Regions from separate parts of the Homo sapiens genome. Here all the other regions are linked to region 2. Evidence: chromatin loops called from intact Hi-C (ENCODE). Cell type or tissue: heart left ventricle. All regions are shown on one strand. Each heading gives the region's core, and the rest is flanking DNA. Links, peaks and the distances in the headings are about the cores only. Region 1 overlaps MKLN1 (muskelin 1). Region 2 overlaps LINC-PINT (long intergenic non-protein coding RNA, p53 induced transcript). Region 3 overlaps MKLN1-AS (MKLN1 antisense RNA).

What was found. A loop is a pair of places that touch in the nucleus more often than their neighbours do. Peaks named below come from ENCODE experiments on the same cell type or tissue, not always from the same donor. Only the 100,000 strongest peaks of a DNase experiment are listed, where the experiment ranks them.
Region 1: a loop joins it to region 2, with 4 times the contacts of the local background. A loop is called at or near these places in 28 of 110 quality-filtered maps.
Region 3: it touches region 2 in a loop (5-fold over the local background); 16 of 110 quality-filtered maps call a loop at or near these places.

The regions. Positions count from the first base shown.
Region 1 is chr7:131,419,351-131,429,748 of GRCh38, reverse strand. MKLN1 (muskelin 1) reads right to left here. Exons shown (of 18, transcript NM_013255.5): 9 at 604-716. Among named protein-coding and RNA genes, the nearest start is that of MKLN1, 97 kb to the right of the region's middle. In heart left ventricle, for the core only: CTCF peaks have their summits at 5,112 and 5,313 (motif pointing right); no DNase peak of the experiment used is centred there; H3K27ac peaks cover 286 bases.
Region 2 is chr7:130,892,295-130,902,692 of GRCh38, reverse strand. The region is part of intron 6 of LINC-PINT (long intergenic non-protein coding RNA, p53 induced transcript); the gene reads left to right. Among named protein-coding and RNA genes, the nearest start is that of LINC00513, 16 kb to the left of the region's middle. RefSeq lists a silencer at 2,460-2,663 and an enhancer at 2,609-2,903. In heart left ventricle, for the core only: a CTCF peak has its summit at 5,556 (motif pointing left); DNase peaks (open chromatin) are centred at 4,482, 5,142, 5,522 and 7,132; H3K27ac peaks cover 961 bases.
Region 3 is chr7:131,301,990-131,312,387 of GRCh38, reverse strand. It overlaps MKLN1-AS (MKLN1 antisense RNA), which reads left to right. Exons shown (of 6, transcript NR_125364.1): 5 at 1,165-1,258; 6 at 1,615-2,644. It also overlaps a transcript of MKLN1 not described here. Among named protein-coding and RNA genes, the nearest start is that of MKLN1-AS, 21 kb to the left of the region's middle. In heart left ventricle, for the core only: no CTCF peak of the experiment used is centred there; no DNase peak of the experiment used is centred there.

The DNA.
Region 1 (10,398 bases), core at 3,047-8,046, 530 kb before region 2:
AAATTCGCTGGGCGTGGTGGCGGACGCCTGTAGTCCCAGCTACTTGGGAGGCTGAGGCAGGAGAATGGCATGAACCTGGGAGGCGGAGCTTGCAGTGAGTCGAGATGGTGCCACTGCACTCCAGCCTGGGCGATAGAGCAAGACTCCAAAAAAAAGATAATATATATCATTTATGAAAACTGACATATAGTAAAATAACAGGAGCCAAAATAGGGAGATAGTGAGTGTCAAAAACACAATATTCCAGAAGAAATAAAAATAAGATGAATGTTAAAAATAAGAATAGAGGTAGTGGAGACATAAGCAAAAAAGACAGTTACACAGTTACATTTCTAGGCTAAAGCAGTTTAAAAACAAAATGATATAAAAATCCCCATTCCTCACTCTCTCTCTCTCTATAAAACAGATTTGGTTGTGTATCAGTAGCTGAACAGCCAGTTATAGAAGCTGAAATTCAAGAGTACTTAAAAAAAACTTGTTTACCACAAATTCTATTGCTACTACTGCTGACAGACATTAGTGAAGAATATAATCATGCCGAAAAACAAGTGCACATCTACGCCCCTTCTGTAATATAGATGTATGAAAAGTCTGAGAACTTGCCTCTTTTTCAGTGTCTCTAGAGATACATGTCCACTGGTTCTCCTTCACACTGTACGCCCAGAAGTCAGCAAGATCTTGTGTTCCATCCCAGCCACCAAACAAATAAACAGTCTCTATGAAAATCAGAAAAATATGTGTAAAAAAAAAAGGACAAAATAAGCATAAGCACCCAAACCTAGCCAGCTGTTTCTAAGGCCACTTAAGAAGCTACATCTAAATAAATTTTAAAATAAAAATTTTAACCTGGTAACTTTCTCAAATATATACTAGACTAATATTTCCTAGGCATGAATATATGAAAAGGATGCTGCAGAACCATTATTTTGAGAGATTTATAAAAATACAGATAACTAGGAGGCATGTCCCAAGATTCTGATTCCACAGGTTTTCAATGGGTAAAAATGGGTCTGTATTTGTAAAGTATCCCAGAAAAATTTAACGTGCAGCTGGTTTGGAGTTTCTGTGTTTGGCCTTGAAAACTTTACATTTACCAGCTTTTTAATAATGCAGCCACTTTTTATCCACTATGGAATTTTTTAATTCAGATTCTAAAAAATAAAACCCCCAGAGGAATATATAGTGTAAAAGTACAGCATAAGAACATTTAGCTGTTTTTGAAAAAAGTCATATTAAAGGCAATTTCTCTCTATTGCTATATCAAAAACAATGGTTAAAACTAGCTTTAAGTTAAAATTAGATATCTTAAGAAAAAGTGATCCACAGCTTTGATATTCCTATAAAAACTGGGAGAAATTTTTCCAGATATATTGTGGTACATTTAACTCATCAGAAATTATCCTTTAAGTCATTCTAAGTATCTTGAGAATTTGGTTTCTTCTGACTCTGAAATGTCTATTATATTCACAGACTTTACCGCTGACAAAACTGATTTTCTTCTTCAGTGAATAATGAATCTTTACATATAACATTGTGTATCATAGATCCTTCTTTATTTTTATTATTTATTTATTTATTTATTTTGAGACACGGTCTCTCTCTGTTGCCCATGCTGGAGTGCAGTGGTGCAATCATGGCTCACTGCAGCCTCCTGGGTTCAAGCAATCCCTCCACCCCAGCCTCTCGAGTAGCTGGGACTACAATAATGTGCCACCATGCCCAGCTAACTTTTTTTGGGGGGGTGGGGGTTACAGACAGGGGCTCACTATGTTGTCCAGGATGGTATTGAACTCCTGGCCTCAAGCAATCCTCCCACCTCAGCCTCCCAAAGTACCAGGATTATAGGCATGAGCCACCCCATTCAGCCCCTTCTTCATGCAATAATAGGCGTTTCCAATTTGGCACAGTGGCTCATGCCTGTAATCCCAGCACTTTGAGGGGCTGAGGCAGGTGGATCACAAGGTCAGGTGTTTGAGACCAGCCTGGCCAACATAGTGAAACTCCGTCTCTACTAAAAATACAAAAAAATTAGGCAGGTGTGGTGACGGGCACCTGTAATCCCAACTATTCGGGAGGCTGAGGCAGGAGAATCACTTGAACCTGGGAGGCAGAGGTTGCAGGGAGCTGAGATCACATCACTGCACTCCAGCCTGGGGTGACAGTGTGAGACTCTGTCTCAAAAAATGAAAAATAAAAAAAAAGTTGTTTCCTTTCTTCAAATATTTCCCCCTTTGTAACTGTTTTAAGTCTACCAGTTGTATAAGCCCACCAATTATTATCTTTTAATGTTAAATAAAACACTATACGAAAACTGTAAAGTCATGTACTCTCTAACTAACACGCTTTAGGCCTGTACATATGGAAGCTGTCATCTAAGTTACATCCCACCATGCAGGGTTACAATTCAAAGTGTACTTGGAAATGCTAGAAGACTATTTAAGAAAACCTTTTGCCATTCACAGAGTTAGGCTATCTTCTACAAGATTTCTGTCATATCTGCATATAATTTCAAACTCTAAGTAAATTTTTCAAGTGATTTGTCTCTTCTATCCCCCAAATACCACGGGAAATAAAAAAATGCTTCACTGCTTTCTGGATAAGAACAGGCCACTGGAGCAGGACTGAGTTCTAGTACTAACTGGGTGATCAGTACAGGTCATTTAAGCTCCCTAGGTTTTAGTTTTTTTCATCTGCAAAACTCTCAGTGTTGTCAAGTCCTTCAGATATAAGTTATATGAGGCCAGGCATGGTGGCTCATCTGAGATTGGGAGTTTGAGACCAGCCTGGTCAACATGGTGAAATCCCGTCTCTACCAAAAATACAAAAATTAGCCTGGCATGGTGGCACACATCTGTAATCCCAGCTACTCAAGAGGCTGAGGCAGGAGAATCACTTGAACTCAGGAGGTGGAGGCTGCAGTGAGCTGAGATCGCACCACTGCACTCCAGCCTGGGCAACACAGCGAGACTCCATCTAAAAAAAAAAAAGTTACATGAAAACATTCTGAAGGCTGTCAAGTATGAACATCATTTCCACCTTTAAAATATACATAAAAATGAAAAACACTCTGTAGTTACTAAGTACAATAAAAATGATATTATAACTGACTACATGTCTAATTCAGTACATAAAACACTTTTGGCACTGTATAAGTGTGAAATAATGCCAATTATTTTAAACTACAAAAAAAACACTGTCCTATCTTGGAACTATAAAACAATCCATTATCATCGTTAAGTAACATTCTGTTTCCAAAATGGCACACAGTAATACTCAGACACATAATTTTACAGAAAAAAAAAATTAAAGAATTTTCATCTGGCTTAAAAATTATTTGCCAAGTCCTCACTATAAAGGAAATTAACCCTGTTAAATTCTGAAGCCTGGAGAGGGGGTATATAACTAAAATAGCAATAGCAATTGACCTTTTGTTTTATAGTGTTTCTGGGCACCCTCTGGATAAGGTTACCCTGGTTCATTAACTTTAATAACCCTTCCTCTTGGGCTCTGGGTTCTCAATGTTCTTTCTGAAAAGCAGGTCTCTTTGTACGCATAAATTCTCACAGCAAAGAAAACCCACATTTCCACAACAGCCTCATTGATAGCTGAGCAAAATAAAATCTGGCACGCAGTAAGCATCCTAATGGAATTAAGCCAAGATGTCATTCCTATCCATGAAAGCTTTGTGGTCCCAGCTGAAGTTTAATAGTAAAATTAAATGAATCGGATGGAAACTGAGCCTTCTGACATACCTGAATGAAAATGCGTAACAAAAATTTTAATTAATTCATCTAATTATTTAAGTCATGCAAAGAAGAACTATTATCCAGAAACAGACACCAGAAAAGGTATTATTTAATGCACAAAGGATATCAAAGACCTTTAAAAATTATGGATATAATTGGAGAGAACTGTAGAGAGAAGGAAGTAGAAAGAAAAAAGAAAGCATTAATATTTGCAGTAGGGTAGTAGATTGGTTTATGGAAGCCCATTCTCATGCTTATAGGTTCTATAATAATTCATGTACATCTGGGGTAGTACGATCCTCTTCAAGGAGCAACCCCTTCACCCCTTCTCTATATTTTTTCTGAATGGGATATAGGCTATAGTGTCTATCCATTTCTCCCAGCACTTTGAGGAATGTTTATTCAACACTTTTTGAGTACTGAGAATTCGCAAAGCACTTTAGAGAATTCAAAAGAAAGAAGACATAGTCCCCAGTCCCTATCCTCAAGGAACTTACAATCTAGCCAAGAATATCAAAAGGCAAATAGAGCAACATAACGCAGGGCAGACTAAATGTCATAAGAAAGATAAACAAGGTAAAAAGCACCATGAGGGTTCAAAAGAGGGAAGACAGTATATCTGGCTGAGGGGACTCAGAAGAGATTTCATGGTAACAGTGGTATTTGACCTATGCACCAGCAGGAAGGCAGGATACAGAACAAAAAAAAAAGAGGGCTTTTCAAACAGAGTAAAAAGAATAGCAAAAGTATAGAGACAGAAAAACACGTCAAAAGTGTTTTAATGAACATGTACTCTAGTCAGGCAGATCTTGGCTACAATCCTGGCTCTATCACCACAGCTATGTGACCACCACACAGTTCCTTAACTATTGGTTTCTTAATCTCTAAGATGTGATACAGTATCTATCCCATAAAGCTGCTGTGAGAATTAAATTAAATTAAATAATGCATGTTAAATGGTTAAACTGTGTGATGAATAAATACACTGTTTGATTTAAAAGAACACATAGGTAGGAGGTGGAGAGGAGGTTAAAAGACAGGTGTGTCCAGATCATGGAAGGGATTAAATAACAGGATAAAGACTTTGAACTTGACTCCACACAGACAGTGGAGAAGCCACAGAAGATCTTAGGCAGAGGGGTAGCAAGGTAACATCTGAACTTGCAGCATACAGGACTGACTGAAGGAGTTGAGAATGACAGGGATTGGAGGTAAAGTGGCCTATGTTCGAAACGGCAAACAAATTTCATTCTAAAACACTGAGTCAATCACCAATCAATCTATTTTTCATTACTTAGGCCACAAAAACTAAAATTCAACCACATTCTTTGGTATAGTACATGTACCAATTTGGTACCAGTATAAAACAAACCCTGGAGCTACCGACTACCAGTAGTACCAATCTACACATCTTATATGCACTAAAAATAATGTAGAAATGTAAGGTATATAAAGACATCTCAGTGTCTTTTTGCACAATGGAATAGGCTTTTTATTTTTAGTGCCCAAGTGCAATATCTGTCTTCTACTTTGATTTTTAGGATAAATCAGACTGTGCTGATTGCATAATCCTCCACAAGATGGCACACTACTTTTGTAATTAAATCAGTTTTTCCACTCTGACACTGTATAGGATGTGTATACTACGCATTGACATAGCCTGGGCCCAAAACTTAGACAAAATTCATGTATCAAAAAGAAGAGGCAGGGGAAGGGTTAACAGGCTGGTGAAAGAAGTTACCTTAATTCTTAGTTAAGACACCGAGAGAAAAAAATTTTTTAAAAAAAGGTTTTAAGAAACAAATTTATCTTTAAGATAGAAATAAAACTCTATAATATTTAGATAGAGTCTGAATGCTTCTAAAAGTGAAGTTCAGTAAGACTTAAATTAACATGACAATTTTTGAAGACAGAAATATTTTTGAATTTTTTGAAGAGGGGAAAAATATTTTATATGCTCTTTACCTTTCCCTTCTTAAGCCATCCCCTTGAAGTATCATGACCCAGCAGATCATCAACTGAATTCACTGCCTCCCTTTTTAAATAGAACTGTATTCTTACATAAAGCTATGATTACAACACTATCTAAATCTTTTGGGTGAATTCAACATACAGTTACTTTCCTTACTAAAAGGCTGAATTGTTATGCCTATGACAATATACTTTGTATTCCTAATGAAGTCTGCATTTCAGAATTCTTTCTGTTAACAGTGTAAAAGAAAGATGCACATTACTTTCAGAAGTACAGCCATATGAATAAATTTGTAATAGCAACCAAAACCCATGTTTAGGCACTCTCTTCAAAAGTTTCTTTAAGGAACATCAAGAAAAACTATGTGGTACCACATGTAAAAAAATAAAAGCACTTTCAGGCCGGATGTGGTGGCTCACTCCAGTAATCCCAGCACTTTGGGAGGCCGAGGCAGGCGGATCACCTGAGGTCGGGAGTTCGAGACCAGCATGACCAACATGGAGAAAGCCTGGCTCTACTGAAAATACAAAATTAGCCAGGCGTGGTGGCACATGCCTGTAATCCCAGCTACTCAGGAGGCTGAGGCAGGAGAATCACTTGAACCCAGGACGTGGAGGTTGCAGTGAGCTGAGACTGTGCCATTGCACTCCAGCCTGGACAACAAGAGTGAAACTCCATCTCAAAAAATAAATAAATAAATAAAAATAATAATAAAAGCACTTTCATATAATAGCTACAGAACAGTTAAAGGTTCAAATTTCTACAGAAAGGCTCTTCCAAGTGACAAGCAACTCTCCATCAACTTCTTTTGTAGATACCAAATATTAGAGCTTTGCCTAAGTCTTCATACCTATTCTGATTGAGAAAGAAGAAAAAGGCTTAAATCGTAGGTTCTCAGAACGTAATGAGAGTTACACAACAAGGAACAGCCTAACACAATGGAAATTTATTAATATATTTCTAACTCAACAGACTTCCACACTGAAACAAAATAGACGTGGCTTTTCTCTTTCTATTCACTGTTCTTTTCCCAGTCGAAACCCAAGTCACAGTTGAAGAATCTTAAGTGGAGAGGTGCCAGGTATAGGGATTACAATTAATAAAACTGATCCAGTAGGACAAATTCAGTAGGACAGAATACAACATTCCTTCTCTACCATGGCATGAATGATAGGATTCCCTTAGGAGGGAAGAAAGCTTTGAAAATTAAATAATAAAATTTGTGCCATCATACACCTTTTAAAATGGTCACTGTATCCTTAGAGAAGACAGCAATATGGGAAAAAAAAAACCCTACAGACTAAAAAAAGAAAACAAAAGCTAGGTACTATTAAGTTTCTAATATCTAAGAAAACAAGGTATATGAGACACCGGGAAGCAACAATTGCTTTAAAATATAAGCCATGTTAAATAAGCTGAAATTAACTTTATGAAGTTTTACTCTAGTGAAGGTGTTCTTTTTTTAAAACAATTTCCGGAGACAGAATCTTGCTCTGTCGACTGGACTGGAGTGCAGTGGCACAATCATAGCTCACTGCAGCCTCGAACTTCTGGGCTCAAGCCATCCTCCTCAAGCCTCAGCCTCCCACAGAGCTGGGACTACAGGCACATGTCACCATGCCTGGCTAACTAAAAAAAATATTTTGCAGAGACAGAGGTCTTGCTGTGTTGCCCAGGCTGATCTCGAACTCCCAGCCTCAAGTGATCCTTCCACCTCAGCATCCCAAAACTCTGGGATTATAGGTATGAGCTACCATGTCTGGCCAGTGTTCTTAATTTTGTGAGTTAGTAAGAGTCTCTTTGATTATCTGAAGCCACAGATTTTCTTCCTAGAAAAAATTTGCAAACAGACAACATGTTGCACCTAACTTCAACAGATAAAGAATCCTTGTGCTAGAAAACTTTAAAATGCATACTTAAAGTAATAACTGGGCTTCTTTAAACTATATTTTACTACTTATGCACCAGTTTTGTTAACATGGAATTTCCTGGTTGTTCAAACTCTACTTAGAGAAAGTTATTCTTCACTACTAAACCTACCTGATCTTCATCAAGAAAATTCTTATATGCACTTTAGTATTTTGTCTCAAAAATATTATAAATATATTTATGGTGTCCCTTCCTAAGGCACCAATTATATAAAAGATTAAACAAATATACCAAAATAACATTGGTTTTTTAGAATGTGGAATTATGAGTGAGTTACTTTTTCCCCTCAACACTGCTTTTCAAGTTGTTTTAAACTTTTTCACAAACTTTTTAATTACTTTAAAACATTTCCATAGTGAAATTTTGTCAAATTATGCAAAAAACACACAAAAGAAAATTCCTTTGAGTCATATAAAATTCTCTCAGCATAATTAATCACTGCTGCATATTAATATATGGCATATCAAATGCATGTTATATAAATAATATATGCACATACAAAATACATTATTTCATTTAACTCTCACAATTACTTAGTTTATTATCACCATTTTAATCAATACAATTCATTCAAGATCGAATAAGAAGTCAGGGGTAGAGCCAGGATTCAATCCCAGGGATGTCAGACACCCAACTCTCCTTCCCACAAACTTAACACCTACCTATTATATGTGGCTGCCATATCATTAAGATCTGACTAGAAAGGTTCTTTCAAAGATTGATGATAAATACAATCTCTTTGAAAGTGATTAAGATCAACCTGATAATTAAGGTAACTGCTGATCAATAACAGGGCTATGGTACCTAAATGATTAAATAGATACTTAGAGTATATGAAAGCCCTCAGTAAATTATGCTACTAATAGTCATAATAGAAACACAGAAGAAATTTTGGAGAGAAAAACCCAAGGATACACCAGATTGTGCACTTGAGCCCAAACCAAGTTCAGAAAGCAACAAATTTTACTTTAACAAATGCAAAGCTCTATATTTAGTTTTTCTACCTAGATCCCGAAGTAATGATAATTACAGCTTTGGGAAGCATAGTCTAAATGGCATAACAAGTAGAATCTGAAAATTTAAATATGTTCGAATATAACCAATAAAACAGATCCACCACAGAAAATATTAGTATAATAAATGACATAATAACCTGATCTACTTATCAAGGTTTACAGCAGTATCTGAATACAGTTTCCAGGTAAATATTTTTCTTTCTACTCAAAGGAAAATGAATTTTAAAACTTTGATCCAATCCAACAAATATTTAGTGCACATCTACTCCATTCTAGCCTCTATAGTCATAAAAATAAATAAGGCAAGATCCCTGTCCTTCCCCCCTTGTCCATGGGGGCTGGGAAGCTGGAGAGACAGCAATGGTATATACAATACTTGTGTGAACAACTCTAAAACAATGTGGAAATTATTGTAGTAATAATGGTTTGAACAGTGTTACATAAATGTAGAGGGAATTATTACTTTGGTTAGATCTATCTCCTGAACCTCAAACTAATATATCCAACTGCTTACTTGACATACCTATGTAGATGTCTAATTGGCATCTCAGACTTAACTTGTCTAAAATCAAGTTGCTGAACAACCCACCATATTACCATATTGGATCCTCTTGTTGTACCCATCTTAGAGAATGGTTACACCATTTTTCTAATTGCTCAGGTCAAAACTTTAAGTCATCCTTAGCTTCTTTTTCTCACACTTCTCATCCAGTTCATCAAAAAATCCTGTCAGCTCTATATGATACCTTTTTTTTTCTAGTTTCTCTCTCTCTCCCTGCCACCATGTGCTCCCCCTCTCTCTTTTTCTCTTTCACCTTCTCATACTCACTAATAGCTACTCTTTCATAAGCAGCCAGCTGATGGGCTCATTCCACATACTATCTTTTTTTTTTTTAATTATACTTTAAGTTTTAGGGTACATGTGCACAACACGCAGGTTTGTTACACATGTATACATTTGCCATGTTGGTGTACTGCACCCATCAACTCGTCATTTAGCATTTATATGATACCTTTTAAAATACATCCAAAATGTGACCAATTTTCAACATTACTACTACCATTCTAGTATAAGCCAATGCTATAATCACTTCTCAGGTGAGCAATAGGATCCTTAAAGGACTCGCTGCCCTTCACTCAATTTGTTTTGTTAAAATGCAAGGTCAGTTCATAGCATTTCTTAAACCCAACAATGGCTTCCCACTTCACTCTGCATGTAGGTTAAAGTCCTAAACAAAGTCCTAAAAAACTCAACACAGTTTGTGCCCCCAGCTATTTCTCTGATTTCACCTCTTCCCACTCTCTTTCTCTGACTTCACCTCTTCCCACTCTCTTTCTCACATACCTCTGATCTAGCAACAAAAATTCTGGAAAAAAAACCAAGAGTAGTAGAAAGGTGGCAATGTTTTACTTTGTAATAATATCAGTTCAATAATGAATATCACCTGTATGAAGACACTTTATTTGAATACCTGGTTCAGCAGTACTTACCATAAAATGTCAATTAAGATAGGGATTAAGTCCTTTAAGAATATCTGTAATGAGGCCAGGCACGATGGCTCATGTATGTAATCCTGGCACTTTGGGAGGCCAAGGCAGGATGATCACCTGAGGTCAGAAGTTCAAGACCAGCCTGGCCAACATGGCACAACAATGTCCTACTAAAAATACAAAAATTAGCTGGGCGGGCGCCTGTAATCCCAGCTACTCGGGAGGCTGAGGCAGGAGAGTCACT
Region 2 (10,398 bases), core at 2,849-7,848:
CTGCTGACTCCTAAGGGCTGGGCTAGGTGCCCCTTGGGTGCTTCCACAGCCCTTTCTGCTTACCCAGTTGTACATGTGTCATACTGTGTTCTGTAATTCCTCTTTTTGTCCATCTTCCCTGGCTTGCATTGACCCCTTAAAAGCCATGATTAGGGCCGGGCGCCGTGGCTCACGCCTGTAATCTCAGCACTTTGGGAGGCCGAGGCAAGTGGATCACAAGGTCAGATCGAGACCATCCTGGCTAACGTGGTGAAACCCCATCTACTAAAAATACTAAAATTAGCTGGGTGTGGTGGCACACGCCTGTAGTCCCAGCTCCTCGGGAGGCTGGGGCAGGAGAATTGCTTGAACCCGGGAGGCGGAGGTTGCAGTGAGCAGAGATTGCGCCACTGCACTCCAACCTGGGCAACAGAGCGAGACTCCGTCTCAAAATAAAACAAAACAAAATCATGATGCCATGATCAGTGTTTACTTTTGGATAAACACCCGGACACATGATAGAGAATAAATGTTTGAGAGAGAGAAATGACCTACTGGGTAACACCAAAAACTAATGTATACCATGTCTAGTGTTTACAGTTTACAAGATGCTTTCACACACATAACTTCATTTGATCCTCCCGGCAACTCTGCAAAATAGATTTCTGCAGCCCTGTTGTACTGACCAGGAAACATCAGCCTGCCCTGATGGCAGGGATGTGGTTAGCAGGTGGAAAGCCAGGACTCAGGCTCAGGTCTTCGAACCCAGATTTTATGCCCTATGTACCGCCATGTGGATATTCTCAAGGCAACTCTCTGAAATATTTCCAGAATCTTTCACAAAAGTCCTGTGTCGTCCTTGTCCTGGCCAACTAGACTCAGAGGGAGGACTGATGGATTTTCATCTCCCTCTTCCCCTTCGTCTTTTCTTCTCAGCATCTTCCTACCCTCCCCACCACCGCGCTTCTCCACCAAAAGTCTGATGCTGGCATGTAATGGACCCTTTCCAAGTTTCAAGGTGTTGACAGTAAATCTTTTGTATTTAGACCGGGCCGGCTGCTTTCCTTTTCTTGTGGGTAGAACTCTGGAAAAGTGGAGGGGGGTGGGTGGGGCTTCAGGTAAAGTACGTCAGCAAATTGGATAAGTCGGATCTTCGTTGTGTGAGTGGGTAAGAGATGAACTGGGGGGAGGGGTGTGTGTTTGGGCAGTGAGCAAGCCGGCAAGAGAATGTGAGTGGGCGGCCAGTTGGTTGGCAAGTGAGAGGCTGTGGAGAGGTTGCTGCTGGGACGGGCTGTGCAATTAAACAGTTGAGCAGATCTTAATAGCAGACTGGGGCGGTGCTCTCCGCAGGCCTGCGGGGAGCAGGGAGCAGGGGAAGCAAGCGAGCTGGAAGCATCTTCGGGCACAGAGCTAGATACGAATTTCAGAAGCACATAACCTGAGGAATAGAATGCAACCAGAGGAGGGAGAAATAGAGATTCCAGGCAGCGTTTCCTAAACTTAAAAAGTTTTGAATACCCAGTTTTGCCTTGTTCTGGGGACCTCTGGCAATGTTGTTCAAGGGAGGAATTTTTAATTTCATAGAAAAGTGAATTTTACCACCACAAGAGAACATGAGACCAAGGTCATAAATCCCTTTGTTTGGAGTGTCCGTTCTGAACTCCTTGTATACTTTTATTTGCAGGAAGAGGCTATACCAGCAAGTATTATGGTTTTACTGGGTGGGGCGGCAAGGCCAGGAAGAGATGGAGATGCTGTTAAAGGTCCTTGCTCCAGAACATTCAGAGATCAGAGGAACTCAAGAGGTCAAAGTAGGCTGATGTCATTGTTCATCCATTTATTCAGCAAAACTTTCTTGAACACCTACTGTGTGCCAGGCACTGGTTGGCAGTGAGGTGAAGACGATAGTGATGAAAACAAAGGCATGGTCTCTGTCATCATGGAACCTAAGTAAACACATACCAAAAAAAATGGCCCAAGAAAAATCATGCCCTGAGGGGAAGGCACTCAGATGAAAAGGACCTTCTTCCCAGTGGTCCCCTGAGGAGGTGATTTCCAAGGTCTCAGCTAAGGGATGAGCAGGAATGTGTGGGTGCAGGGGGTAGGGGTGAGAGCTCTCGGCATAGAGAGAGCAGCACATTTCAAAGGCCCTGGAGTGGGGAAGGAGGTGGCAGGTGCAGCTGTGTGGTGGCTACTTCCACTTCTGGAGTGCAGTAGCATGATCTCGACTCACTGCAACCTCTGCCTCCCGGGTTCAAGCAATTCTCCTGCCACAGTTTCCCAAGTAGCTGAGATTATAGGTGCAAGCCACCACGCCTCGCTGATTATTACATTTTTAGTAGAGACGGGGTTTTACCATGTTGGCCAGGCTGGTCTCGAACTCTGTCTCCTGGAACCTCTTGATGAGCCCCTGTGAGGTTCCCCAGCCCAGGGCATCCCCCCAGGTATTCAGGAGAGACCCGTCCCCAAGAGACTGCCTGCTACTTCCTCTTCCTATGAATGTCACTGTGAGGGGAATAAATAAGGATAGACCAGAAAAGCAAATTGTAAGAAATTTGAAACCAGTTGTCAGTTTTCAGGTGCCCAGGAGCATGACAATATGCCCGAGGGACCGTAACAGGACTTGACATGGAGCTGGGTCTAAAGCAGATGACCTGGTGGCTGCAGCGTGTTCCACACAGGCGAGCACTGTGAGGCCAAAGGACTGGTGTTGAGCAGAATGAAAAAGCACAGTGTTGGTTAATCCTGAAAAGTGAAGCCTGCAAGAAATGAACTTCGACCTTGGAGTGGGGGTGGGACAGGGGCTAGAAGGAAGAGAGGCTCGGAAGTGTGTTGTGTAAACGTGGTTCTGTTTTGTCTAATCTTTTACTACCTGTAGGGACAGGTGGATGCAGTGGAGCTGCTGGCAGGAAAGGTGGAGTTTTTTCAAGGTCACGAGTTAAGCAATAGAGTAGAATATCTTTGCAGCTGCAAGAGGAGGTGCGAGCAGCTTGTTCACAAGGTATATTTTGCAGGAGTTTCCCCTTACAAGATCTTATTTGCTTGAGAGTAGCGTTAAGGATTTCTGTGCCAACAGTTAGCTGGATCTCTGGGGTTGAATCGTTATCACCAATCTATAGTTAAAATAAGCATTAAAAAAAAAAAGGAGTCTACTTTCAAAGTTTTCCCGAAGTGCCAGTCTGAAGCAGCTACCTTTAAAAGCTGTTCTTGAATAATAGGTTGCTATATCCTAGTCTGTAATCTTGGACTAATGTCTGAGGAAGGAAAAAAAAAAAAAGAATATTCTCTCTTTGTCCGATTAAGAAGTGGAGGTAGACAGCGATTCGACATGTTGTATGGGCGAGGCTGTGCTGAGCTTGCGTCTGGGACAATGACCAGACAGATGAAAGGAGAAGTGAGAGATATTTTTAGCACATCAGGACTGCTTTGAAACATTGATTTTTTTTCCATCTCCTCCCACCCCCCATAATTCCAGCAGGAAGATTCAGTGGCAGGCACTTTAATTCAGTGTAAAAACATCTTCTATATTACACACTAAAATATTCATGAGGAAAGGGAGTTGCTGATTTTAAGGCGTAGCTTTAAAACCCACGTCTGTCGGCTTGATGGTCAGTGTCCCGCCACACAGTCTGGAAGTGTGACGTGGCCAAGGAGGACCCCCAGAAGGATCCTGTGTCTTCCGTGGGGACTACTCCTTTCCTCAGAGGAGCGGGTTCACAGGAAACTGGAGCAGAAGGATGCCTTTAGCCCCACTCCTGTTGGTCCTCAGTCCCTTCTCCTTTGATCAGGTGGTTCAAGCACGCCTTGAAGTTCCGGTGTTCAAACAACGTGACCTCTGCAATTACGTTCTAATACTTGTCGGTGCCCAACTTAAACCACTAGCAATGTTAGTTAAAAACATCAGGGAGGCCGGGCGCGTGGCTCATGCCTGTAGTCCCAGCACTTTGGGAGGCCTAGGCGGGCAGATCACTTGAGGTCAAGAGTTCGAGACCAGCCTGGCCAACATGGTGAAACTCTGTCTCTACTGAAAATACAAAAAAAGTTAGCCAGGTGTGGTGGCGGGTGCCTGTAATCCCAGCTACTTGGGAGGCTGAGGCTGAGGCAGGAGAATCACTTGAACCCGGGAGGCAGAGGTTGCAGTGAGCTGAGATCGCGCCACTGCAGTCTAGCCTGGGTGACAGAGACAAAACACAAAACAAAACAAAACACCTCAGGAGGCTGTAAATCAAGCACAACTGAAGCAAAGATAAAAACGGGCAGTCTCAGAATCACCTTTGAAGGTGGAAGGAAGGGCGTTTGTGTGTGACAAGAAGAGTGTACGTTCATACAAGGGTTTTTACTCCTCCTCTGAAAAGTCCTGCTTGGTGGCTGGCCAGTTTGTCATGCTTGGCTGCCCAAGCAAGTGGTGGCAGTCGGAGCACAGGAGAAAGCCGCAGGGGGTGAGGAAGAAGTGCTGGAGAGGGCGCTCCACCTTTCGGCTGCCCTGACCTGTCTCCAGCCCCAGGGCATGTGGTTCTGGGCCGGGCACTGGCCCCCTCTCTGTGGACTGTACCAGGCAGCGGGTAGTGCACAAGCTCTGAGGTCAGGCCACCTGGGCCTAAACTCCAGCTCTGCTCCTTGCTAGCAGTGTGACTCTGGGCACGTTCAAGTTACTTCATGCTTTGTGCCTCAGTTTCCTCATCTGTGAAATGGGGATGGTAACAGGACCCTCATCCCAGGACTGCTGTGTGGATTGAAGTGCCTGCAACGGGATTTGTCTTTTCTGGGATCGCGGTGGATGCTCTATTCCAGGTGAGGGAGTCTCTTGCTTTCTCCTACCTCTTGCAGCCGCTTTGCCTCTGAGTGGCAAATAGCAAGTGGCTGAAAATCACAATGAGCCCGTCAGAGAATGGGGATGGGCCACAAGGCCACAGTCGGATGGGTTCTCCATGCCCTCGACTATGCAGCGGGGTCAGGGCATCCCTTCCTCCTGGGGTGCCCACACCATTCCCTTGGAAGTTTAGACAGCAGCCCTTGCCTCGCCAGACGCAGCAACCCCTCCCAGCTACACGTGGAATCTGTGGCCCAGCCTCCCTCAGATGACCCGCATTGCCTGACAGAGACCAGGGGCCCTGAGGGGTGGCTGTCGCTGGCCTGGGACAGGGTCCCTGCAGGTTTTCAGGGTCCTCAGCAGCATTCGCCAGCGTCGGGTCAGACTGAGTCATGGGGCCCGAGCTCTCCACGAGTTGGTTCTCCAGTTGGTTCTCGTTGGGGGTAATGCCCTTCATCGAACCGCTTCATCCCCAGCCTGTATTGTCTCCGTCTCTTCGCAGTTGTCAGAGGGCTCGGCCGCCACCCTGAAACAGCCCAGAGCTCTCTGAAGAGCACGAGCTTTTACGCTTCTCTCCCCAAATCAACTGACTTTTTCATTGCTTCTGTGGAGGCTTTCTGTGGGAGAAAAGCGTGTTTATGGGGCAAGCTCAGAGAGCTCCTGTCCCCGTGGTGGAATTTTTTTAGTGGCTCTGCCCACGTGGTGGTGAGCGCCGGTGAGGATGGGACGCATTTTCTGCTAAAATGGCTGTGCGAGGCTGCCACCTCGTGGCCAGCACAAGGCAGTGAGTGTGTCCCTTGCTGGAGCTTCTGGGTGAAATAAACTCATTTTAAAGGTCTTCAGCAAGGACCTCACTCCCTCACTCTCTCAGTGTGCATATCATTCCAGCTCCAGGGCTTAATGCGTCTGTTGTGGCATCTCTCAAATCTGTACTTTGCTATCTCTTTGACTACAGAGTCACTACCTTCCGATAAGCCCTTCTGCTGTCTCCAGACCGATCCTTCTAAAGCGTAGATGTCATTGTCTTTCTCTCATTAAAGCTCTTTCATGGCTCCTCATTTTCCAGGTTCCAGCTCATGTCTCAGGAGGCCGCTAAGCCCACTCCTCTGCCCCAGCCTGTGTCTGCGCACGTCTCTTCTCCCTTCCTCCTGGTTTCCTCTGGCTGATACCTGCTCACCTGAAAGTCATCTCAGGTGCCACCTCCTCCAGGGATTCCTCGCATTAGATTAGCTTCCTTCTTCCCCATTCCTAGCTGACTTCCTTCATTATGCCTCAGATCCTTTTTTTGGAAGAAAAAGAAAGAAATGGAAGACAGACTGGCCAGCAGGGGGAGAGAGAGGGAGGGAGGGCATATCAGAGAATTCAATATGCTGCGTTTTAACCAGATACTTTTCTTCCTCTCCCACAAGGCATCAGAGTAGAGACTGCCTTTCATCTCTCTCCCCCTTGTGTAATAGCACAGTGTCTGGCAGATAACTGTTGCTTGCTAATTATTAGAAGGAAGAAAGGGAGGGAGAATAAAAGCCAGCATCACCATGTGATCTTCCTAAGTGCGACAGATGTGAGAAAAGAACTACCTTAAGCTCCAGGGGCCCTAGAGGAACGGCGCTGCGTGCTAGTGCAGATGGTAGCAAACGCTCTCACCTGGCTTGGCAACACTTCTTCACCTCTTCTTTCTACCACCACAGCGACTGTCTCCCTCCAGCCCATCCTACTGCCAAATTCATCTTCTATTAAGCATAGCTTCAATCACATCATTTCTTTATCAAAACACTTCTACAGAGGAGTTCCAAATGCTTTAGCCGGGCCGTCCAGGGCCTCCACAGGATGACCCCAGCCCATCTAGTTTTCTACCACTCTTTATGTGTTTCCTAAGTACCATTCATTATTTTAGGACTTGGTATTTGCTGATGAATTTACTTACTTACTTGAGAGTGTGGCAAAAGCACATCCTAAACTTTCAGTTAAAAGGAGTTTGATTGATTGACCTGCTCTGAGTTTAAGGCACGTGCTGGTCACTGTGGGAGCCATTAAAGAAGGTATTGTTCTGTGGCCGCCAGGAACAGATAGCCCAGCTGGGGACAAGACAAAAAAGCAGGGGGCATTAAGGAACAGACAGCAGAAAGGAACATGTCACAAGTGCACAATTAATCGCCAAATATATGGCTCAAGAAGGGGTGGTGATCAAACCAGATAATGTCTGTGAAAGTGCCTCTCTCCTGTCAAACTCCCAATTCCGAGCAGTCCTACAGTCGGCCCCTTCCACAGGGCGTAGCCCTGTCATTCCACCTCAAACGTCGTACACACTCGGCCTGTCCTACAAAGCCCTTCGTGATAAGGCCTGCTTCTCCTTCCCACCTTGTGGGACCCCCGACCCTGGAACCCCGAGCTGCAGAGCTGGAGAGAATGCACTCTGTTGTTTGGTATACGTGTTCCTTGAAACATTCACTCCTCCCCATTTTCCTTCGGTGTTTAACCTGTTCTTCCTTTAAAATTCGGCTTTTCCTTTAAAATCCAGCCTGGAGCTCCCCAATGAAGACTTCTGTGGCGCTGCAGGCAAAACTCACCACCTGCAGAGTCTCTGCTCTCCCTTGTCAAATACGCGTTTGTGACATACATTGGAAGGCATCGGGCACATTTCTGTCATCTGTGTGACTGTGGACCTCTGCCGCAGGGGTCATGTCCTTTCCCTTTACAGTGCTTGATGAGGTACACGTCTTGTCAATGTTTGTCACGGACTGAAACTTAACACATTAGAGAGGACAGCAAAGTCAGTTGACTCTAAATTGTTAAGGCACAAGCTCTGTGAGTTCAGAAGAGACATGTGCCAGAATCGGTCCAGGGAGGTTCTTAGAACCTACCAGTTCTAAGTAGGAGTTCTTAGAACCTACCAGTTCTAAGTAGGAATTCTTAGAACTGGAAGGTCAAAGCTTTGTACATGTGAAATAGATCAAACAATAAAAAGAATTCCATGTAGAATAGCTCAGTGTCTGTGGCTCCTAATGGCTCCCCCATTCTCTGCACCAGCCAGCGGGAGGAGAAAGCCTGCAGAGTGGGGGCAGCGGAGACAGAACATCTTAACCCCAGCAGAGGCTTTATCTAAGGAAGTAGAGCGAATGCCCTGAAGGTGGGTTGGACTTAGGTGGTGGAAAGGTTTCAAATGCACTCTGTTATCTTGCAGGTAGTGGCTGCCATTTATTACTTTAGAAAACCATGGCGACTTCATCAAAGTGGTGTTTTAGAAAGATGATCCAGGGCCGTCTTTTCCCTTTGAGAGTGGGAGGTGCCCTGTGGCCCTACCTTCATTTTCTGTGATGGTATTCCCAGTGGTTTCCTCCCTGTGGCTTTGCGGCTTAGTGGTGAACCAAGAGGCTTAGGATGCAGGTGCAAAGCCCCTCTACTCTTTAATGCCTCACTTCAAGGTGCAGGATCTTTCCCTCTGTAAACAAAGGCTTTCCTTCTGGCACTGCCCTTGACCTGCTCAGAGCTGTTCTCTGATCCTTTGGGTCTCTCTGCCCTCGTGACTGGCAGTGACCTGCTAGGCAGCAACCCCCACGCAGCAGGTGGTCCTCCAGAGCTGAGTCACCACCCCGGGAACCGTGCCCTGGTGAGGCCATCCAAGGTAGACCGGCACAGGGCGGGTGTGAGTGGCCTCTCCACCTGGCCCCTCGGTCTGGGAGGGCTCTTTCAGCTTGACAGAGAGAGCAAAGGAAACTCGGATTTTTGGCAAAGCAGAAAAACATTTTACCTGTGATCACAGTTATGGGCCTTGGTCAGTCATTTGATTTCAGCACACCCAAATTGTCCATTTACAGATACCTTGAGACATGGAAAGGGAGGAAATTTTTTAATGATGTTTTAAGATTCTGTTTGACCTCATGAATTAAGAGCGGTGAGAAGTAATAGAACACGGAGAGATACCTAAGCCATTGATTGATATTGTAGGCAATAAACAAGTGAGATTCAGATTATTTTTAAAAATTTTTTTCATGGGCACTGATGGATGTTTAAAAAATTATGACGTGTTCTGTTCATGACGCGTTCTGTTCATTTCCAGAGAAGAGAAAAATGTGGTTGCTTTTGAAAGGAGGTTTTTTGTTTTGTTTTGTTTTGTTTTTAAACGTCTAGCTTATTCATTACACCAGCGAATAGCAATGACCTCAGTCTAAAAAGCAAGTTAACCATCATCTCTCTCCTTGCCTGGGAAAAGAAGCCTTTATCTAAGTAGCCAAAAGATGGGCAAGGCTGACCACCCAGTCATTTCGGCTGATCAGGATTTTCCAAAAAACAAAAAGCTCTCTGTTTTCACAACTGAGTGACAACTCTTAGGAAATACTACCAGCTTACTCAGTTTGAGTAAGGCCATGGAGAAGTCTGGTGACAGTCAGTTGCCTGGATGCACATGTTACACATGGCTAACGATGCTGTCACCACTGGGAGCTTTCAGAATTGGAGAAAATAACACCGTGTCTCTTGCTTTCTGAACATGGAATTTTTAACTTTTTTTTTTTTTTTTTCTGGAGACAGAGTCTCGCTCTGGCGCCCAGGCTGGAGTGCAGTGGCATGATCTCAGCTCACTACAACCTCCACCTCCCGGGTTCAAACAATTCTCCTGCCTCAGCCTCCCAAGTAGCTGGGATTACAGGTGCCCACCACCACGCCTGGCTAATTTCTGTATTTTTAGTAGAGATGGGGTTTTGCCATGTTGGCCAAGCCGGTGTTGAACCCCTGGCCTCAGGTGATCCACCCACCTCAGCCTCCCAAAGTGCTGGGATTACAGGCATGAGCCACCCCATGCCCAGCTGGAATTTTTTAACTTAAAAAAAAAAAGTTTCAGTGTTTGTCCTTACCCATTATGTGCCCAGTTAGTTCTATACCAGTGAAAGTTCCCCCCAAAAGAAAAAGAAAAAGAAAAAAAAGACTGTCATTTTCTTGAGCAGCTTTCTTGAGCTCTGTGTGTGTATGCCTATGTCTGGGGCATACACAAGGACTCTGGCAGGCCCACTAAACTCTACCACGTAGTTGCCAGATATGCTGTAAACTGTCACCTGGAAGTTGGGATTTACTCTTTTATTTTTCTGTTTATTTTGCATGAGTACTGTATGTATAAAAAAGTAGCCACATATGGATGGTCAAAGGGTTTCCTAGAAATATGGATAGTCAGAGGGCTTCCTAGAAATATGGATGGTCAAAGGTATCCTAGTTTTTCAGGTAAACTCCACTAGAAACCAGAACCATATCCCAATTCCATAGCCTTTATTATTTCAGATCAATAGAAGCAGAATCAAAATGCATTTGGAGCTTAGAGGTCAATTGATTTGGAAACCACTCCGGTGCAAAGAATCTCTAGATTCATTGATTTTGGAGTATTGTTTAGGGGAAAAGGACTTTAAAGGCTGGGCGGGGAAGCTTTATTCCTTTTTTTTTTTTTTTTTTTTTTTTTTTTTTCAGAAGACATTTATGAGTTTATTGATTTGGCACATTTCCAGAGGACAATTCAGTGACATATACCAACATGTACAACAGATTCATCTTTTGACCCAACTTTTTCACTCTTTTTTTTTTTATTTTTTTTTATTTAATGTTTTTTTTTTATTATACTCTAAGTT
Region 3 (10,398 bases), core at 1,839-6,838, 410 kb before region 2:
ATTAATCTGCTCTTTAATAGAAAAATTTTTAAAGGTTATAGAAATTTTATGCAGTTAAAACTGAGGGCTAGATGCGGTGGCTCACACCTGTAATCCCAGCACTTTGGAAGGGTGAGGTGGGCAGATCACCTGAGGTCAGGAGTTTGAGACCAGCCTGGCCAACATGGTGAAACACCATCTCTACTAAAAATACAAAAATTAGCTGGGTATGGTGATAGGTGCCTGTAATCCCAGCTACTTGGGAGGCTGAGGCAGGAGAATCACTTGAACCCGGGAGGCAGAGGTTGCAGTGAGCTGAGATCAGGTCATTGCACTCCAGCCTGGGTAACAAGAGTGAGACTCCATCTAAAACAAACAAACAAACAAACAAACAAAAAACAAAAAAAAATACCTGCCTGAGATTTGATAGATTTGTTTATAAGGATTTAATGAAATTAGCCTTAGGATTAATAATATACTGATGCAAAAGTAAAATTTGGTTTTCTCTTTTGAATAAGATTTTTAAGTATTTTTAAGAAACAGTAAAAAAAAGTTCACCTTTTAAGTAAAAAAAAAAAATGGGAAAGAGAGATTCTGTTGGTCTCATGCCGTCTTTATAAGGTCTTTGGATTGTTTGGAAAACCGAGTTTACTCTCTATCAAAGAGTAAAGGGTTTTGCTTTTTGCAATCTTTGAATTATCACTTTGGCTAAATGAATGAATACTATTTTACAGTGACTTATGATCCTATTTGGTCAAATATTTTAAACTTTTAAATTGGACATACTTCCTAAAATCAAATTTCAAATTCTAAAATTAAGTATTTTCCAAAAGGAACCTCTGGAAGTCCAAGAGAGGAATATTAGGCATATTTAGCATGTTAAAATCATATGGAAAGCATTGTCAAAGAAATAATGGTGTTTAACTTTCTTTGAGTTATATTAGGATGAATGTGTTTTGTATGAGATTCCTAAAATTTTAATGTGTCTTGGTATATGTTATCAGTCATAATTATGATTATTATGTTAAACTGTTGTAAACCACAGGAATAACCAAATTTCCTTGTCAATTGCATCTTTAACCATGGCTATTCTAAGTCTTTTGCTATCTAAAACAATTAGTTTTATTTCTCTTCTCATAAAGCAGTTACAATTGTCTATAATTCAAAATTTGCTTTTTCTTCAAGGAAATTCATAGAATAGGACCCTGACAAGTACTCTTGAATACAGGTTTCTGATAACTTTGGAGATCATATCATTGGACTAAGTAACAACTTTCAGGTATGTAATAAACTGATGTGTTCCTTAGATTGCTAACTCAACATCAAGCAGAACACGAATTAATTACATGTGACTGAACTGACAGAAGACTGAAAAGATTTGCTGACTTTTTATTTAAAACATTGCTGGTTTTTTTTTTTATTTTGTCTTCCAGAGTCAAGAAAACTTTTTTTCCTTGAGCTATTTATTTATACTTTATAACAATTGGGTAAAAATACCTTTGTGAACAACATTGAAACATCTGCCTTTCTCTCTACCTGATTACTCCAAAATTTGGAAACTATTCATGAGTACTCTTATTTTATGGCAATCTAGTTATTTGCATACATTTAATAAGAATCTTTTTTCTGTAACAGGATATAATTGGAGACACTTGTTATTTTACTAAGGATTTGACTGGAATGACATATTTTCAGATATGACCAGACTGCTTTGAAGAATGGAGGTTGACTCTATAGAGGCAATTAGAAAGCCTCTTGGAAAGACTGGCCTGGTCCCTTGTCTACGTAGTTCCCTTTCAAGATTTCTGTCCTGTGTTAAGTAAAGAATGTCACTTTCTGACAGGCCTGGGAACCTCAAAATATTTCCGCTGTGTATCTCTCATTGTTTTATTTCTTCTGAGAAAACTAAATTCATGGTACACTGAAGAGGTGATTCCACAAGTGATGGCAGCTATAAATCAATGACTGGTAGGACTACCTGGGCATGAGCCTTTCTGGCAATGAGGGATACCTTGACACTCAGATTTTGATCATCAGTGCTTTCAAAAGGAAAGATTTTTGATCAAAAGGAAGAAATGAGAAAAAGAACTTTTATCTGAAGAATGCAAGTCCTTTCCAATTATCAGATCCAGAGAGGTATTAAAATGAGACGGCAATCCTGTCCTACACACACCCCCTTTTGAGGCATGTACTCATCTTTTTATACTGCTTACTATTGCCACAAGTAGCTGAAAATTAGCCTACTGGTGCTGCACCAGACATTATAACCCATATCCTATAGCTTAATAATGGATAGCCAATCAACAGCTTATGTTATGTTAATGTAAATTATTGGTAAATAACTCAGGAACTGCCTCTTCTTTCCTTTTAAAAACCCACTTGTGGGCCGGGCGTGGTGGCTCACGCCTGTAATCCCAGCATTTTGGGAGGCCAAGGTGGGCGGATCACAAGGTGAGGAGATCAAGACCATCCTGGATAACACAGTGAAACCCTGTCTCTACTAAAAATACAAAAAATTAGCCGGGCGTGGTGGCGGGCACCTGTAGTCCCAGCTACTCGGGAGGCTGAGGCAGGAGAAAGGCGTGAACCCAGGAAGCAGAGCTTGCAGTGAGCTGACATGGCACCACTGCACTCCAGCCCGGGCAACAGTGCGAGGCCCTGTCTCAAAAAAAAAAAAAAAAAAAAAATCCACTTGTGGCTGAGTGTGGTGGTTCACACCTGTAATCCCAGCACTTTGGGAGGCTGAGGTGGGTGGATCACCTGATGTCAGGAGTTCGAGACCAGCTTAACCAATGTGGCGAAACCCTGTCTCTACTAAAAATACAACAATTAGCCAGCTGTGATGGTGGGTGCCTGTAATCCCAGCTACTTGGGAGTCTGAGGCAGACTCAAGACTTCAAGAATGTCTTGAACCCAGGAGGCGGAGGTTGCAGTGAGCCAAGATCACACCATTGCACTCCAGCATGGGTGACAAGAGTGAAACTGCCTCCAAAAAAAAAAATCCACTTGTAACTGCTGCTACTCAGAATGTATATTCACGGCAACTAGAATCTATGTTACTAAGTTGCAATCCTCAAGCTTGTCCCAAATAAACTCTCTACTTATATTAATTTTGCCTCAGCTTCTTCCTTTTAGGTCAACAATGGTAAGATAAAATAGAAGACAAGAGAAATTTCAAAATCTGCAGGAGGCTCCTAGTAGTTAGACCCTCAGAACTCCTCGGTACATCTTAACTCTCCTTTGTCTACAGGACATGATTTTAAGTGATGGGGTTTATTGTAAGATACACAGGGAAAGCCTGGAAATTATAATCTGTCTAGTTCCCTTGCAATTCGAAGATTGAGACATATTGAACCTTATAGAAAACTGGACAATGGATCATCATTTTTTTAGGCATAACAGCAGCTATGGTGACACACCAGCTCTAGTGACCCAGTTGTCTTATCATCCCCCACAAGCTACCATCTTTACAGAGAGTAAAATCTGTATTCGTCCATTCTCACATTGCTATAAGGAACTACCTAGGTTGGGCATGGTGGCTCACGCCTGTAATCCCAGCACTTTGGGAGGCCAAGGTGGGTGGATCACCTGAGGTTGGGAGTTGGCAGCCAGCTTGACTAACATGGAGAAACCCTGTCTCTACTAAAAATACAAAATTAGCCAGGCGTGGTGGCACATGCCTATAATCCCAGCTACTCAGGAGGCTGAGGCAGGAGAATCACTTGAACCTGGGAGATGGACGTTGCGGTGAGCTGAGATCATGCCATTGCACTACAGCCTGGGCAAAAGGAGTGAAACTCTGTCTCAAAAAAAAAAAAGAAAAAACAAAACAAAAAAAACCTACCTGAGGCCAGGCGCGGTAGCCCATGCCTGTAATCCCAGCACTTTGGGAGGCCAAGGCAGGTGGATCACCTGAGGTCAGGATTCAAGACCAGCCTGACCAACATGGTGAAACCCTGTCTCTACCAAAAATACAGAAATTAGCTGGGCGTAGTGATGCATGCCTGTAATCCCAGCCACTTGGGAGGCTGAGAGAGGAGAATCACTTGAACCTGGGAGGTGGAGGTTGCAGTGAGCCAAAATCATGCCATTGCATTCCAGCCTGGCTGACAGAGCAAGATACCATCTCAAAAAAAAAAAAAAAAAACTACGTGAGACTGGGTAATTTAAGAAGAAAAGAGGTGTAATTGACTCACAGTTCCATATGGCTGGGGAGGCCTCAGAAAACTTACAATCATGATAGAAGGCAAAGGAGAAGCAAGTACCTTTTTCACAAGGCAGGAGGAGAGAGAGATCCAGTGAGGGAAGTCTCAAACACTTAAACCATCAGATCTCATGAGAATTCACTCACATCATGAGAAGAGCATGGGGGAAATCTGCCCCTATGATCCATTCACCTCCCAGCAGGTCCCTCCCTTGACTCATGGGGATTACAACTTGAGAAAAGATTTGGGTGGGGGCACAGGGCCAAACCATATCATTCTGCCCCTGGCCCCTCCCCAATTTCATGTCCTTTTCAGATTGCAAAATACAATTATTCCTCCTCAACAGCCACCGAAAGTCCTATTCCAGCATTAACTCAAAAGGTCACAGTCCAAAGTCTCTTCTGAGACAAGGTAAGTCCCTTCTGCCTAGGAGCCTGTAAAATAAAAAAACAAGTTAGTTACTTCCAAGATACAATAGGGGTTCAGGTATTGGGTAAATGCTTCCATTCCAAATGGAGAAACTGGCCAAAACAGAGGGGTTACAGGCCCCACTGCCAGTCTGAAACTTGGCAGTCATTAAATCTTCAAGCTCCAAAATAATCTCCTTTGACTCCATGTCTCACATCCAGAGCATGCTGATGCAAGAGGTAGGCTCCCAAGGCCTTAGGTAACTCCGCTCCTGTGACTCTGCGGGGTACAGCCCCTGCAGCTGCTTTCATGGGCTGCCCTTGAGTTCCTGCAGCTTTTCCAGGTGCACAGTACAACCTCTTGGTGGATCTGCCATTCTGGGGCCTGGAGGATGGTTGTCCTCTTCTCACAGGTCCACTAGGCAGTGCCCCAGTGGGGACTCCATGTGGGAGCTCGCATTCCACATTTCCCCTCTGCACTGCCCTAGTAGAGGTTTTCCATGAGGGCACTACCCCTGCAGCAGACTTCTGCCTGGATATCCAGGTGTTTCCACACATCCTCTGAAATCTAGGCGGAGGATTCTCAAACTTTAACTGTTGCCTTCTGCACACCTACAGGCCCAATACCACATAGAAGCCACCAAGATATGGGGCAGCACACTCTGGAGCAACAGCCCAAGCTGTACCTTGGCCCCTTTTAGCCACAACTGGAGCTGTAGTTGTGGCTAAAATGGGCATGGCATCCTGCATCCCCCAACTGTGGCTGGGATGCAGGGTGCCATGTCCCAAGCCTGCAGAGTAGTGGGGCCCTGGTACCAGCCCATGAAACCATTTTTCCCTCCTAGGCCTCTGGGCCTGTGATGGGAGGGGCTGCCATGAAGGTCTCTGAATTGCCCTGGAGACATTTTCTGCATTGTCTTGGCAATTAACATTTGGTTCTTCTTTACTTACCCAATTTTTGCAGCTGGCAGCTTGAATTTCTCCCCAGGAGATGAGTTTTTCTATTCTTCCACATGGTCAGGCTGCAAATTTTCCAAACTTTTATGCTCTGCTTTCCTTTTAAACATAAGTTGCAATTTCAGATCATCTCTTTGTGAATGCATATGACTGTAAACTTTCATAAACAGTCAGATCACATCTTCAGTGCTTTGCTGCTTAGAAATTTCTTCTGCTAGATACCTTAAATAATCTTTCTCAGGTTTATAGCTTCACAGCTCTCTAGGGCAGGGGCAAAATGCCACCAGTCTGTTTGCTAAAGCATAGCAAGAGTGACTTTTGCTCCAGTTCCCAGTGAGTTCCTTATCTCTATCTGAGACCACCTCAGCCTGGACTTCATGGTCCATATCACTATCAGCATTTTGGTCAAAACCATTCAACAAGTCTCTCAGAAGTTCCAAATTTTCCCACATCTTCCTGTATTCTTCTGAGCCGTCCAAACCGTTCCAACCTTTGCCCATAATCCAGTTCCAAAGTCACTTCCACATTTTTAGGTATCTTTATAGCAGTGCCCCACTCCTGGTACCAATTATCTGTATTACTCCATTCTCACACTGCTATAAAGAACTACCTGAGACTGAGTAATTTATGAAGAAAGGAGGTTTAATTGACTCACAGTTTCACATGGCTGGGGAGGCCTCAGGAAACGTAATCATGGTGGAAGGTGAAGGAGAAGCAAGCACCTTCTTCACAAGGTGGCAGGAGGGAGAGAGCAAGGGGGGATGTGCCACACTTTTAAACCATCAGCTCTCCTGAGAACTCACTATCATGTGAACAGAATAGGGGAAATCCACCCTCATGATCCAGTTACCTCCCACCAGGTCCTTTCCCTGACACGTGGGGATTATAATTTGAGATGAGATCTGGGTGGGGACACAGAGCCAAACCATATCACTCTCCAATGCCTTTCAGTATGCGTCTCCATATTAAATATTTCCCTGAGAGAGAGAATAACTCATTGTGTTTGGTTTGTCGCTATCCACTCTCTTTTCCTTGCAACATATATTTATGGAAAGGCTGTGATGTGCCAGGGGTAAGCAGACAGGCCATACAAGCGCCCTACTTCATACAGCTAATATTCTGGTGGGGCAAAATAAAATATAACAAATAAGTCCACCAGATAATTTTAGTCTGTGCTATGTAGAGACTAAACCAGGGTAATTTTTAGATTGGATGGTAAAGAAAGCTTCTCTAAGAAGGTAATACTTAAACTAGTACAGTGATGAAGAGTCACCCCCACAAAGCCTGAACAGAAAGAATTCTAGGCAGAGACTGGGACCTTGACTGATACAATGACTTATCCAAGGAAATAGAGCTAATCAGTGACAGACCCAGAATATTTTTGGTTCAAAAGCCCATCCTGTTGGATTGCATCACATTTCTTCCCAAATAAGTTGCTATATGGGAACTAAGTAAACTCTATAGTACTGTTCAAATTGTCAAATAATAATATTACTAAAGGCCACCAAAGTTAACAAAGCAAAACAAACACAGCTGAGTTTATTTTTCAGGCAAAGGAACACACCAGTTGGCTGAGGGCAAAAAGCATGTGTTTTTAATTGTTAGGAAGGGGTTTCATGGTTGCTATGCTATTTAAGGTTGAGTCTGTTCATGCTTCTATAACAAAGTAACTGAGACTGGGTAACACATAAAGAATAGAGATTCATTTCTCACAGTTCTGGTGGTTGGAAGTCCACAATCAAGGCGCCCGCAGGTTCAGTGTCTGGTGAGGGCCCAGTCTCCCTGCTTCCAAGATGACGCCTTGTTGCTGCATCCTCCAGAGGGGACGGATGGCTGTGTCCTCATATGGTGGAAAGGATGGAAGGGCAAAAAGGGGGCCTGCCTAGCTCCTTCCAGCCCTTTTATAAGGTTACTAATCCCATTCATGAGGACAGAGCATCATTCCCTAACCACCTCCTAAAGGCCTCAACTCCTAACGCTGTTGCATTGGGAATTTTTCAAGATCAATTTTGGAGGGGACACAAACATTCAAACCACAGCAAAGGATGAAAAACAAACACTCCAAATAGGCCAGAGTAAATCCATAGCTCTCTATGTGATTGGTTAAAACAAGACCTATATTTCATGGGAAAAAATTCTTCAGATAGGTCCTATAAGGGTTTTCCTTCAGCTTACCAGGATCACTCAAAATTCATGTTTTCTTTAACAGTGCTAACTGTTAAAGGGCAGTTGAAGCACAACACAGAATTCAATGCGCTATCCCATAGGCAAGCTCTGCTGTAAATAAAAGCATTTCCTTTTATGATATTATTATGCAACAGATGAAGAAACTAATATCCAAATATGTTAGCTGCCATGCCTAAGGTCATTTATACAACCAGGCTGTTTACACATCTCAATCTAGAACCCAAGTCCCCAATTCTCAACCACTTTCCAAATGTAATTTTTTGTTTTATTTTGTTTTTAGAGACAGAGTCTCACTCTGTTGCCAAGACTGGAGTACAGCAGTGGCATGATCATAACTCACTGCAACCTTGAATTCCTAGGCTCAGGTGATCCTATCTCTTCAGCCTCCTGAGTAGCTAGGACTACAGGCATGGGCCACTTCCTCCAGCTAATTTATTTTTTTGTAGAGTCAGGGTCTTCCTATGTTGCCCAGGCTGGTCTCAAACTCCTGGCCTCAAGAGATCCTCCCGCCTCAGCCTTCCAAAGTGCTAGGATTACTGGCATGAGTCACTGTGCCTGGTCTTCCTAATGTACTTCAGGGGACATTTTTGAGGCCTATACCTATATTGTACACATACAGCACATAGTAGGCACTCAAGAAATATTTTTTAAATTGAATCTCCTAGTTCCTCCTGAATTTCTTCTCACTAGTGTATTATTATGTTTAAATAAATAAAAGGAGTTTGCTTAGGGATCATCTATAAATCAGAAGACTAGAAAGAATTAAAGGCATGGGGCTGTTGGCCAGTTTTTTTGGTCCGTAAATATAGAAAATCACAATGGGGATATAAGAGTGAACTTGCCTCAAAATAATTCACATTGAACACTTCTCATATGAGGAAGTTACATGCATTATCTCAATTAATTTTCATAACAGCCCCACAAGTAAACTGAGACTCTTAGAGGTTGAGACTCACCAAATTCATGCATCCTTTATATCATACAATTCTCAAGTGCGTGCATTCCTAACATCACCCCAGGATTCAGAAGTCCAAGAGATGGAATCTCTGATACTTTCCTAAAACAAATGGTTCTGCCTCAATCTTATTTCTGCTCTCTCATGGTTCCGGTATTAACTCATTACAACTTTGTCATTGTTTGAGATTATTTCTTCAAGCATAACCTTGCCAAAACGAACAAACAAAAAGCAAAGAATACCAGGGTTCTGTTTGTTGAGTAAGGGGATATCCCTTTTATTTTCCAGGAGAAAGTAATTTCAGTCCTGCCCCAATGGGCCCTTTGCCCAAGACACAGGTGAACACTGAGGCTGGCTTCAGGTATGAAGCTAAGGTCTGTCTTCTCCCAGGAGGTGGCAGCAACAGCAGCTGCAGCCTCCGCCTGCTGCAGAAATCAGACAGAATTCATCCGTTTTCCTATTGGCATCCAAACCAAGAAACTCCTGGTTCCAAAGACCACTTCATCCCTTCCTTGGTTTGCAGAGCTTAGTTGGAGCTGGGGCATTGGGAGTTCAGGAGCTGGCAATAATTCCTCTTTATAAGTGCTTAGTTTTTTTTGTAAACACTTTGGTCTGGGCTGTGACCTTGAAACATGTATGAAGGAGGTTCAGGAAGTCTCTGGCCAGGGAAAAAGAGCTTCAGAAAGAAACAGTAGCTGAAACACATCCACACAAGCATAAATCTAGAGACCCCAGCGCACAGTTTGGTACCACACAAACGATACAGATTGTAGACCTGGCCTCTCAGCGACCAGCCAGCTGACCTTCTCATTGAACCTGTCAAACCATAATTTCCTCATCCACCCAGTGTGGACTAGGTCATCTTGAAGCACCTGCTAATTCTTAAATTATAAGTTACTGCACTTTTATTTTCTGGACTAATGGTTGGCCTTCACCCTTTCAGAATTTTAAAAAATCTCAGACACAACAAAGCACTACTGGTTCCAAGTTAATCCCGGTTGAGCACATATCCTGGTTTGGCAAACACTGCCAGCTGCATAGAAGGCGGGCAGGAATCCCAGGAAATGTCTGAACACCACTCAGCTATGGATGAACTGTCAACTGCTGGGGGTTGCTTTGCAAATTACCACATCTAAACGAAGCTGACAAAATGATATTTCAGAAAAGCAATTAACACTGATGCCTAGTGTATTTGGAACCAAACAGCCTTTTGGGAAGAGTGAAATTGGCTCAGAAAAAGAGTACCCCAGCGCTCCAGGTAGAAATGTTAAGTCAAGATCTTCCACACTTTTCTCCCATCACCACAAGTCAGATCGTCAGCCTGGTCTTTGTGAAGGAGACGGAAGTAGTTCCTTTCATTTTCCCCCTGCTTCCACTTGGATTGGTTAAACTTTCATCCATTTATTTAGTGAACATCTATAGGTCACCTCCCATGAGTCAGGGGCTGGGCGTACACCTGGTTATTGAGGAGCTCACAATGGAGTAGTCAGATGCTAAATGAATTAATATACATGGAGCATTCAGAAAGGGTTGGAATGTAAAATATAATAGAGGCGATAGAAATAGTATTATCTCCATAAGGCCACAGGCCAAATACCACACTTCCTAATGAACGCTATCCCTGTAGCACAATCATCTAGAAAGAATCCCATCCTCCTACAGGTATTGGCCCCTGTGGCATTGTCAATTAAACTTTTCCTATTTCACA